Linked DNA regions of Homo sapiens: region 2 is linked to region 1. Evidence: chromatin contacts called from ENCODE Hi-C or POLR2A ChIA-PET data. All regions are on one chromosome and are shown on one strand. Each heading gives the region's core, a stretch centred on a gene start or an enhancer-like site at or near the end of the contact. The rest is flanking DNA. Distances are from core to core; before and after follow the strand shown.

Evidence for each region. A loop is a pair of places that touch in the nucleus more often than their neighbours do. ChIA-PET counts read pairs that join two places held with the same protein, here RNA polymerase II (POLR2A). Pooled maps may share reads with other maps.
Region 2: a loop to region 1 is called in a pooled map, with 10 times the contacts of the local background. The contact joins two enhancer-like sites. A Hi-C loop is called at or near these places in 1 of 168 maps with a recorded cell type or tissue (gastrocnemius medialis) and 3 of 50 pooled maps. POLR2A ChIA-PET finds 5 or more read pairs at or near these places in 1 of 52 experiments (common myeloid progenitor, CD34-positive).

Annotation. Positions count from the first base shown.
Region 1 is chr17:57,089,864-57,094,256 of GRCh38, forward strand. The region is part of intron 1 of AKAP1 (A-kinase anchoring protein 1); the gene reads left to right. Among named protein-coding and RNA genes, the nearest start is that of AKAP1, 6.8 kb to the left of the region's middle. RefSeq lists enhancers at 1,549-2,098, 3,021-3,520. Within about 2 kb of position 1,453, at least 17 of the 41 ENCODE cell types and tissues checked have a DNase peak (open chromatin) inside an H3K27ac peak, as active enhancers do; they include gastrocnemius medialis, where a contact is called at or near this core.
Region 2 is chr17:57,569,647-57,574,117 of GRCh38, forward strand. The region is part of intron 7 of MSI2 (musashi RNA binding protein 2); the gene reads left to right. LOC107984993 (a long non-coding RNA gene) reads left to right here. Exons shown (of 2, transcript XR_001752947.3): 2 at 1-4,471. Among named protein-coding and RNA genes, the nearest start is that of MSI2-AS1, 37 kb to the right of the region's middle. Within about 2 kb of position 2,510, at least 4 of the 41 ENCODE cell types and tissues checked have a DNase peak (open chromatin) inside an H3K27ac peak, as active enhancers do; they include gastrocnemius medialis, where a contact is called at or near this core.

The DNA of each region.
Region 1 (4,393 bases), core at 203-2,702:
TGCTAAGCCCTTAGAAAGCCCTTTTGGTTTGAAGCCGTTTATTATCATAAAGATCCCTGCTGGTTTGTCCTTGGTCTCCAAATGTCAGATGTCAACATATTGTTACTTGGTCCTTCACCCACCTGATGACTTCCTACAGATCTCAGTGCGGCCCTTCTCTTAAACGAGGTTGTGTTTTCATTCTGCTGTTTCCAGTCCACCTAAATGTTAGGGGCCATTCTTCACAGAAGGTGTTGGGGGAGAGTGGGGCCACAGCGTGGATGCTAACGTGTTCTGTTGTGGCAGGGGTGGGGAGTTCTTTGTTTCCAGATGCCCCCTCTTCTAGTCCTGGGTGTGCTTTGTTTGAACCCTGCTAGATTGACCTTTGGTATATATAATGTGAGATCTCTTTTCTTGGAGCCAGGCAGCATAAAGGACACTTACTGATGAGCACCTACTGGCATATTAGTGGCTTTTTTTTTTCTGTGTCATTTTTATTCTCTGTCAGCCCTATGAGGTTAGTACAGTGATTAGTTTGTGGGTGAAGAAACAAGATCCGAGTAGAGTAAACTGGTCCCTGGACACAGCAAGGGCTGGACTGGCTTGGACCTGGGCTGGGGCGTGCTCCCCACCTCCTCCTCTGCCCCTGCCGCCCCCCATGCTCATTGGTTGTTGCTTATTTACTGCCCCTTTATCACCACATCCTCATTCAGGAAACTAAACTGGGTTTTACAAAGATTAAAATCATTGATCCCACATATGGAGTCTGACTTAAGTGTGTTCAGCCTCGTTACAACTCTGTGAGGGAGATATTCCCTATTACAGAACATCTTCATTTTATGGGAAACTGAAGTACAGGATCCTACTCTTAACTCTCTTGTCTTTCCAAAGCCATATTTTATCATCAGAATTATGCAACCATCGGGTGCTTTTGAAATGCACAAGTAATGACTATGAATAAAAAAAGCTGTGCCTGAGGGCTCAGGGAAACTGCTCTGAAGACTGAGCTGATTGAAAAAGACAATCCTGAAGTCACTAATTTCCCGACACCTGTCAGACCTCACTTGGAGGTCACAGACCATCTCCTGGCCCTCCAAAGGCTGTCACCCAGCAGTAGCTGGCCTCCTGATTAGAGGAGGCAGTAAGATCTTTTCAAGCACAGCCCCAGCCCCCATCCCTTCTCTGGCCTGGGCCTGGATGTGCCTTTGTGAGGTTGGGTCGATGACAGATCTGAAGGACAGTTCAGTCTTCTGTACACTCCTTCTTGCCCCTCCTTTCTGCCACTCCCAAGAAAAAGGAGCAGGAGTGATTCTCACTTTCCTGAACTGCCTTGGAGGGAGACCCACACTCAGCTGTGCCTTTAGCTGTCTCTGGGAGAAAAGGCCGTGCTGCAAATAACCTCCCTGCTTTGTCCTTTGGCTTTGGTGTGGCTCACCTGGCCAAGCATGTGCTGGTGCTATTTTTAGCAGGTGGCATCCTTTAGGAGGGCCAAGTGCATGTGGCTGCAGTGTACGGGACAGGTCCTGGTGCCAAAGCTGCTGCTGTCTCTGCTGCCACCGCCTCGTCAGGAGAGAGAGGAGAATAAAGCCACCCTGGAAGCTGCCAAGGGGTGTGTGGAGGGGGTGGCTGCTTAAGAGGTCTCCAGGGCTGCCTTTTCTATTCTGGATCTGTGGCAGGGGCCCAGCCTGCCTCCTGGTGCAGGCAGGCATGTGACTGAGGCAGCCCGGGGAGCTGGGGAGCTGGGGAGCTAGGTGTCAGACTGCTGCCTGGGGAGTGAGGACCCCTTGTTGCCCCAGCAGGCAATTTTTCAGGAAACCACATAACCCCATTAAAAACATTATTTATTTATTTATTTATTTATTTAGAGATGAGGTCTTGCTTTGTCACCCAGGCTAGAGTACAGTGGCTCGATCATAGCTCACTGCTGCCTTGAATTCCTGGGTTCAAGGGATCCTCCTGCCTCAGCCTCCCAAGTACCCGGGACTATAGGTGCACATCATGATGCCTGGCTAGTTAAAAAAATTTTTTTTGTAGTGATGGGGTCTCATCACCTTGCCCAGACCCATTTCAAGACTCCTAGGCTCAAGTGATCATTCCATGTTGGTCTCCCAAAGTGCTGAGATTACAGGTGTGAGCCACCGTGCCTGGCCCCATAACTTCATTTTTGTGTGAAGTTGCCCAGCCTAAAGGCTGGCCACTAAATGGACACTTAAAAACTCTCTAATAGTGTGGATTGGTGGGCAGTCTGATTCCTCTGGCTTAAACCAAAATGCAAACATGAAAGGAGGCATGGCCATAGACCCCCGGTGAGAATTCTTTACTGTGATGACACAGAAGCTGAAGAGGGATGAAAAAGCAGTTTGACCAGCAAGCTTGCTGGTTCCCTAGGCCACCCTTTCTTCTCTCCTTTTCAGTTCCTCCTTCCCTCTAACTTGGAGCTGCTAACTCCAGCCCATCTAACTGTTTCTGATTAAGAAAGCTTCAAGCCTTATAAGGCCCTCTGTTGCCTATGGTTTATGTTGGCTGGAGAGCAAGGTTGTTTTTTGCAAAGTCTGATTCAAAGAAGTGGCAAGGGCTTACGTAGGCTGTGTGTGTCCGCCTCCTGGGGCTGGACTGCCTTATTGGAACAGGTTCCTTTGAGGGAGCCTGAGAGTAAGGGGGGCTTATTATCCCTTACCCTTAGTGGTGGCTCTGTAAGGCTAATGTGTGGTGTGGCCACAGGGCTTCCTGGCAAGTGTATTCGCTGAGAACTTAAAGGTAAAAGCAAGCCCCTGTTTACCTACACAGTGTACCTGTCATGCTACCAGCCACAGAGGCATCCTGTTTCAGGAATCAAGTCTGGAAGCAGCTTCTGCTTATTAATTAAGAACTAAAGCCCCTTGGCTCTTCAGGCACATCGCTTTCCCCTCTGGAGAAAGTTTGGTGGACCGTGTCCCTTGGGGTTCTTGCGAGTCCGACTGGCCTTCCGCGCAGTGATGTTGGAGAGCCCTTTTTCTGAGAGCCATGCTCTGCCTCATCTTCACCTCCCCTCTTGCTACCTCTTGAGTCAGCCAAGCCTGTTCCTGCCTTAGGACTTTGGCACATGTTCTTCCTGCCTGGAACTTTCTCCCCGCTCTCCTCCTGCTTCCCCCCAGATCTTGGCACAGTTCTCAAGTGTTCCAGTTCTGATGCCACCTCTTCCAAGAGGCATTCCCGCCTCATTCTGTCTGCAGCTTCCCCTTCCAAGTGCTCCATCCAGCCTTTCTCATTTCAACCACAGCACACAGAAAAGGACTAGGTGACCGTTCCTCAACTCTCCCAGCTGGTGCCCTGCTACACGCACAGGGATATAGGTAATTCATCACATGCAAGGGCAGCCTTAGGGCTCAGTTCTCTCAATCAGTTGAGAGAGGCTGCAGGTCTTTATATTTAAGTCGCGGAATCTTTGCAGTATCTTACCTGTAATTTGACTCTCTACCCTTCCTTCCACCTTTGCTTCCTGAGGGATCTCTTTGCCTTATGTGCCCAGCGAACTTGGCTCACAGTGCGTGTTAAACTCTTTGTTAAATGACTGGCCCTGAGAGGTCCAGCCATCTGATGCTGGCTAGCCCTCAATGCCTTGCTTCCAGAGGGATCTAACCTGTCAATAAGCATGCTCTCTTTTTGATATTACTATTATGTCAGCTGGGCAGCTGGGGGTCTCTGAAGCAAAATTGGCATCAATTATTATAGGAAAATAAGGCCTTACAAGTTTGTACACAGATGAGTTGACATTAATGCAAATTTAGGATGGTTAATAAGAAACATAAAGCTGTGTGGTAATAGAGCATGCATTGCTACTTGTATGTATCTTAATAACGTGTTTTCTATCAAAACATTACTTGTAGAAAGGATTTGGCTTTTGACTGTGTACAAGGCTTGAAAGGACAGTCCTTTGCCCACTGCCCCCCACCCCCATTACTTTCAATTCTTCCAGCTGTCCCCACCATTGTCAGTAGTATTATTTTCTTTCTTTTTAAGGATTATTATCTGATTTGTTTTTCTGCTGTGGGAGATAGGATTTAGCTCGTTCCTATGCTTTTTTCTTCCCTCATCATCCCAGTGTAGAGATAGCCCAAGTTTTGGTCAAGTTGATCTTCAGAATATACATTATTATAATATGAACCTTGTTTATGGCTGCAAGGTTTTTAGTTTCCCATATTTCTTCTTTTCCTTCATTTTCTTCTTCTCCTCTCCTAGTTAATTTCCTTAGTTTCTTTTGCTTAATTTTCTGTCTCTCTCACCAGTTCCCTGACCACCTCGCAGCCTCCACCATTGCTGTGGAATGCCTGTCATTGGGGGAAAGTGGCTCTCACTGTGGCTCCACATACCAGGTACTCGCAACGGTTCCACGTTTCTCCTGGGCGCATCCCTTTTCCCTGGCTCTGCTTCCCCT
Region 2 (4,471 bases), core at 1,260-3,759, 480 kb after region 1:
TCTGGTCCAAAGTGAAAAGATTGAAAAATACTTTTTAAGGTGGTGACTATCCTAAACCAGTGAGCCTTGTGGAAATTCCATGAGGATCTCACAGGGAAAACTGGACCCCGAATGAATTAACATGGAACCCACCTAACCACACAAGTCTTTGCTCTGGGTATGTGGAACCAAAATTATCTTCCTGGCTGAAATGACCAGTTTCTCAAGAATTTTAGGGTGCAGTGCAGGATCCTAAGATGGTGTAGCAGGAGGCCACTCCCTGGGCCTCTGAGTGCATCTGCCATCAGTGGGAAAGGGTGTGAAATCTGCCTTGGGAGTTACAGGGAGGTCCTCAGCGTAGACACGAGCCACGGCTGACACACACTCAGGAGAACACTTACAAAGCAAACTGAAAGGAAATTATGGGACGCTCATATGATGGATGATTACACATCCATTAAAATGGTGTTTACAGAGAGTTTTTAAATGACGTGGAAATGCCGATGACATAGTATTGCACAAAAAAGCTATAAAATTTATATACGCTGTGAATCATATTAGAATTAGAATCACCTGGGGAGCTCTTAGAGAAGACCAACTCCCAGGCCCCACCTCAGACCAAGTAAATCAGAGGCTCTGAGGGTGGCGCCTGGACATCCCTGTCTTTTAAAACCCCCCAGGTGATTATGATATGCAGGTTGGGTTGAGAGTGATTGCAGTAAAGCAGTATTCATGGAAGGAAAGAAATTCTCCACACTTTCACCAGTGGTTTTCTCTGGTAGAGGAGTTATGGGGTGGGTTGAAATCTGTGCCTTAATTATTTGTGAGTTATCCACGGTTTTGCAGGGAGCATAGGAGCTATGATGAGAACAGGGGTCTCTTCCAGCAGGTAAAAATGGACAGTGCTGGAGACCCAAGTCGAATCTCTTCTCTGCAACACTCTTCCCTGCCTGCCTTCTTGTCCCCAGTCCTTGGGATTCTGTTAATTTGGGGATTTATTTCATGCTCTTGGTGATGAGGCCATTATGCCTATTCAGATTGTTTATCAGAAAAGCCAACAACCAAAAACAACCTATTTGAGACAAAGTGGGAGGCCCAGCATGGCGCCCACTGCAATTGCTCATATGGGTGTGACCTGAGTTCACAGGGTCGCCAGAGTCTGGCAGCTTGGGATGCATGGTATGCAGAAGGCTGCTGGATCCTCTCTTATATGGGGGTTCCTGGCAGGCCGATCTGGCAGGCAGGTGTGTGAGTCCTGGCTGGGTTGGCTTTCCTCCCAGGACATCTGGGAGAAAGACCAGCATGGGAAGAAGGCAGTCAGGGCAGCAGTGACGGCCTCTGGGGCCCCTCCCCCTGCAGATTTGAGCAAAGCCTGAGCCACAGGTGGGCTCAGGGTAAAGACCAGGGTAGGAGTGTGCACTCAGCCATAATTGGCCGCCTTGTTGATGTATTGGGTCCAGTGAAGAGCCTCTGAGCAGAGGGATGCTGTGCCAAGTTTCATTTCTGGAGCTGTGGTGGCTCTAACTAGGAATCGAGCTTTTGCCCAGTCCTGACATCATTTGATCATTTAGCTCCGAGGAACCAGAGGCAGGAAGCATGCCACTAACCTTTTACTGCCTGTCACTGTTGAAGAGGAGGGGCAGGCCGCCCTGGGAAGGGGAGAATCAATCCACAACTTGCTTTTGTCGTTTGTTAAGTCTTCTCTCCCCGCATTTCAGGCTGAGGGGCCTGACCTTGCCACCTCAGAACCATGAGACAGGAGGATGCAGGAAGGGGAGATGCTCTGAGGGAATGTGGCAGCCCCCACCAGGCCCCGCTCCTCCCAGGAGATGGGTTTCTGGTGGACCTGGTAGTGTTTTACCTTGCCTTTACCTCACGTACCTCTGGATTCTGAATATTCTCCTCTGGTTCTTGTGCTCTCTGAATATTCTCCTCTTGGATTCGTGGTGTGGTCAACGACAAGGGTCACCTAGTCTATACTCCAGTTTCCTCTTGGGTTAAAATGGATAATCCTTTTTGAGATACTTCATCGAATGATAGTAAGGATAAAGTGAAATAACCTACAGGAATGGGTTTGGAAAGACAGTGGGAAAGTAATAGTAATGATAATAATGTCACTTTGAGAGCACATCCAGACACTCCTCTGTTCTTTTCCTCTCTGTTCCCAGCTGGGCAGGTGAGCAGCTTACACCAAATGGGAAAGCCAATACTTTCTACAGCCGACTGCGTGCCTCTGCCTTCCCCGCCCACATCAGGAGAGGGTCCCAAACCCTCCCTCTCTGCAAATGCCCACTTCCCTCATGTCCTCTCAATCCCACCTACACCCACCCTAGTTCTCCAGACCCCTAAGGAAGGGTACTTTATCATTAGGCCAACTAATTGTTCATCTGTGCTTCAGTGGGTGTGGTGGGGGAGCTAGAAAGCTGATCAGCCGTGCCAAAGAGTAAATCAATGGATCGTAGCCAAGTCAGGACAGGTGACCCTGACAGGTGTGTGCAGCAGAATCGGATCCTCAAGCCAGAGCCTGCTGGGAAGCATGAAGGATTTGGCATCACCAAGGAGGAATGTCGCAGGTTTGAATAAGGATTCAGAGGTTTAATCAGCAAAGCTATTTAGGTCCCAGTGAGTCTAACTGTGAGAATTATTTTGAGCTTCACCCTGTTCCAGAAATTTTGGGTTCGCTAAGCAAGATGGTATTTGGCAGCAGCAACCTGGAAAAGAGTGAGGACTTGCCATAGAAGCCTCTGGGATTAGAGGAATTTGCAGAGCCTCAGAGCCCAAGGCTGGCGCCCAGTAATTTTTGTGGGACATGGTCTCAGAACTCTAGCTTCTGACGATTTGCTTTTAAAAGTCCAATCTGTCTGCCTTTCTCCTTAAGGCAATCTGTCCTGAATTCAAGATATTCTGTGTCTGCTTGTCTTTGTCCATTTTGTCACCTTGAGACATGGCTGCAGCCTCAGGTACCTCCTGGCACATAAGCAGGTGCTAAACCAATATTGATTGAATCGAAGGAGGCTAGCACGTTGGAGGGAATGTGTTGCCTTCTGTGTAAAGAGCCCTCCTTTCCCCAGAGCTGGCATCTCTGCTATGGAGGCTGCCACCCACCAGCTCAGGGCAGAGAGCTGAGCTCGGCCGACCTCCATTCGTCAGCACGGCGCCACATTTGGGTAGCACCTGCTTCCCCGCCGTCCTGATTTAGAGGAGCCTGGATTCAGGTTTCTGTTGTAAACTCTATTTTTAACTAAACCGAGTGGAGATCAGGCTGAGATGGCTGTAACTTATGGGCATGAGGTGACCAATGCAAAGGTAACAGGATGCATTCTCACTGGAACTGCTGTGCAAGTGTGGACGTGCCCGACAACTCCGTCTGAGGATCCCACATGGGCACAGTGACCTGGGATGGAGCAGGAGTGCCCCCTCGTAGAGTCCAGATGCACATGTCCAATGGGAAGGCGAGGGCAGTCTCCTAGAATGCCTCTGTGGTGGGCGGTACGGTGTTCATGGGGACCACTTGTCAGTGTCTGCCCTTATTTGTCAGCATTGGTTACTAGTTATTGTAAAGATATTGCCTTACATTTATATTTCCCAAATGCATTGATCCCTATAATGACCTTGAAAAGCAATAATAGCGTTATAATAATATGTAATAATAGTATTAATGACCAGCAACTTCTGCTTATTGATCCCTTAGGATGTGTCGTGCTCTGTGCCAAGTGCCCTCCTACATTATCACTCATTAATAAACCAGGTGGGGAGGCTGTTACTGGGATTTCCATTTTTCAGATTCATTCATTCATTTGACAAATTTTTATTGAGAATAAGTTCTAGGCACAGGGAATTCAGCAGTGAACCACCCAGGCTGAAATCTCTGCCCTCAATGAGGAAGCTGAGCCTGTTGAGGTCACCTGAGTTGCTCAGGGTGATAGAGCCCATAGAGTGAGGCTGGGGATCAACCCCCATCACTCCAGACCTGCTGAGTTCCTGGGCCACCACATTTATCAGCAAGGATAACCGACCAGCCATTGGCCTCTATTATATGGCAGCTTATCCAGGGCTGTGTTAACACTAAGCCTTCCATTTATTTTGGTTGATCTTCCAGGGGCTGATGGAGGAGTGACAGGCTTTAGGGACAGACAGACCTGGGCTTACATCCCAGCTCAGCGACTCCCTGATGGAAGGAGGGCATGGACAGTGACTTGACTTTGCTGAGCATCTGATTCCTCATTTGTCTAACTGGGATAACATTACTTGCCTTGAGGGCGAGGGCAGGCTAGAAGGATTAGATATCATCATATGAAGGGGTTGAGTAGGACTTATAAGCCAAGTACGTGGTGGTGGTTGTGACGATAATGATGACAACCTAATAAGAAGGAAAAGCCAGGCGGGGAAAGGAATATGGCTCATCCTAGAGGAGAACAAGTCAGGAGGTAGCTCTACCCCTCCCTCCCTGGGCTAGGATTTGTCAGTCCCAGGTTGGGAAAGGAACTCCAGC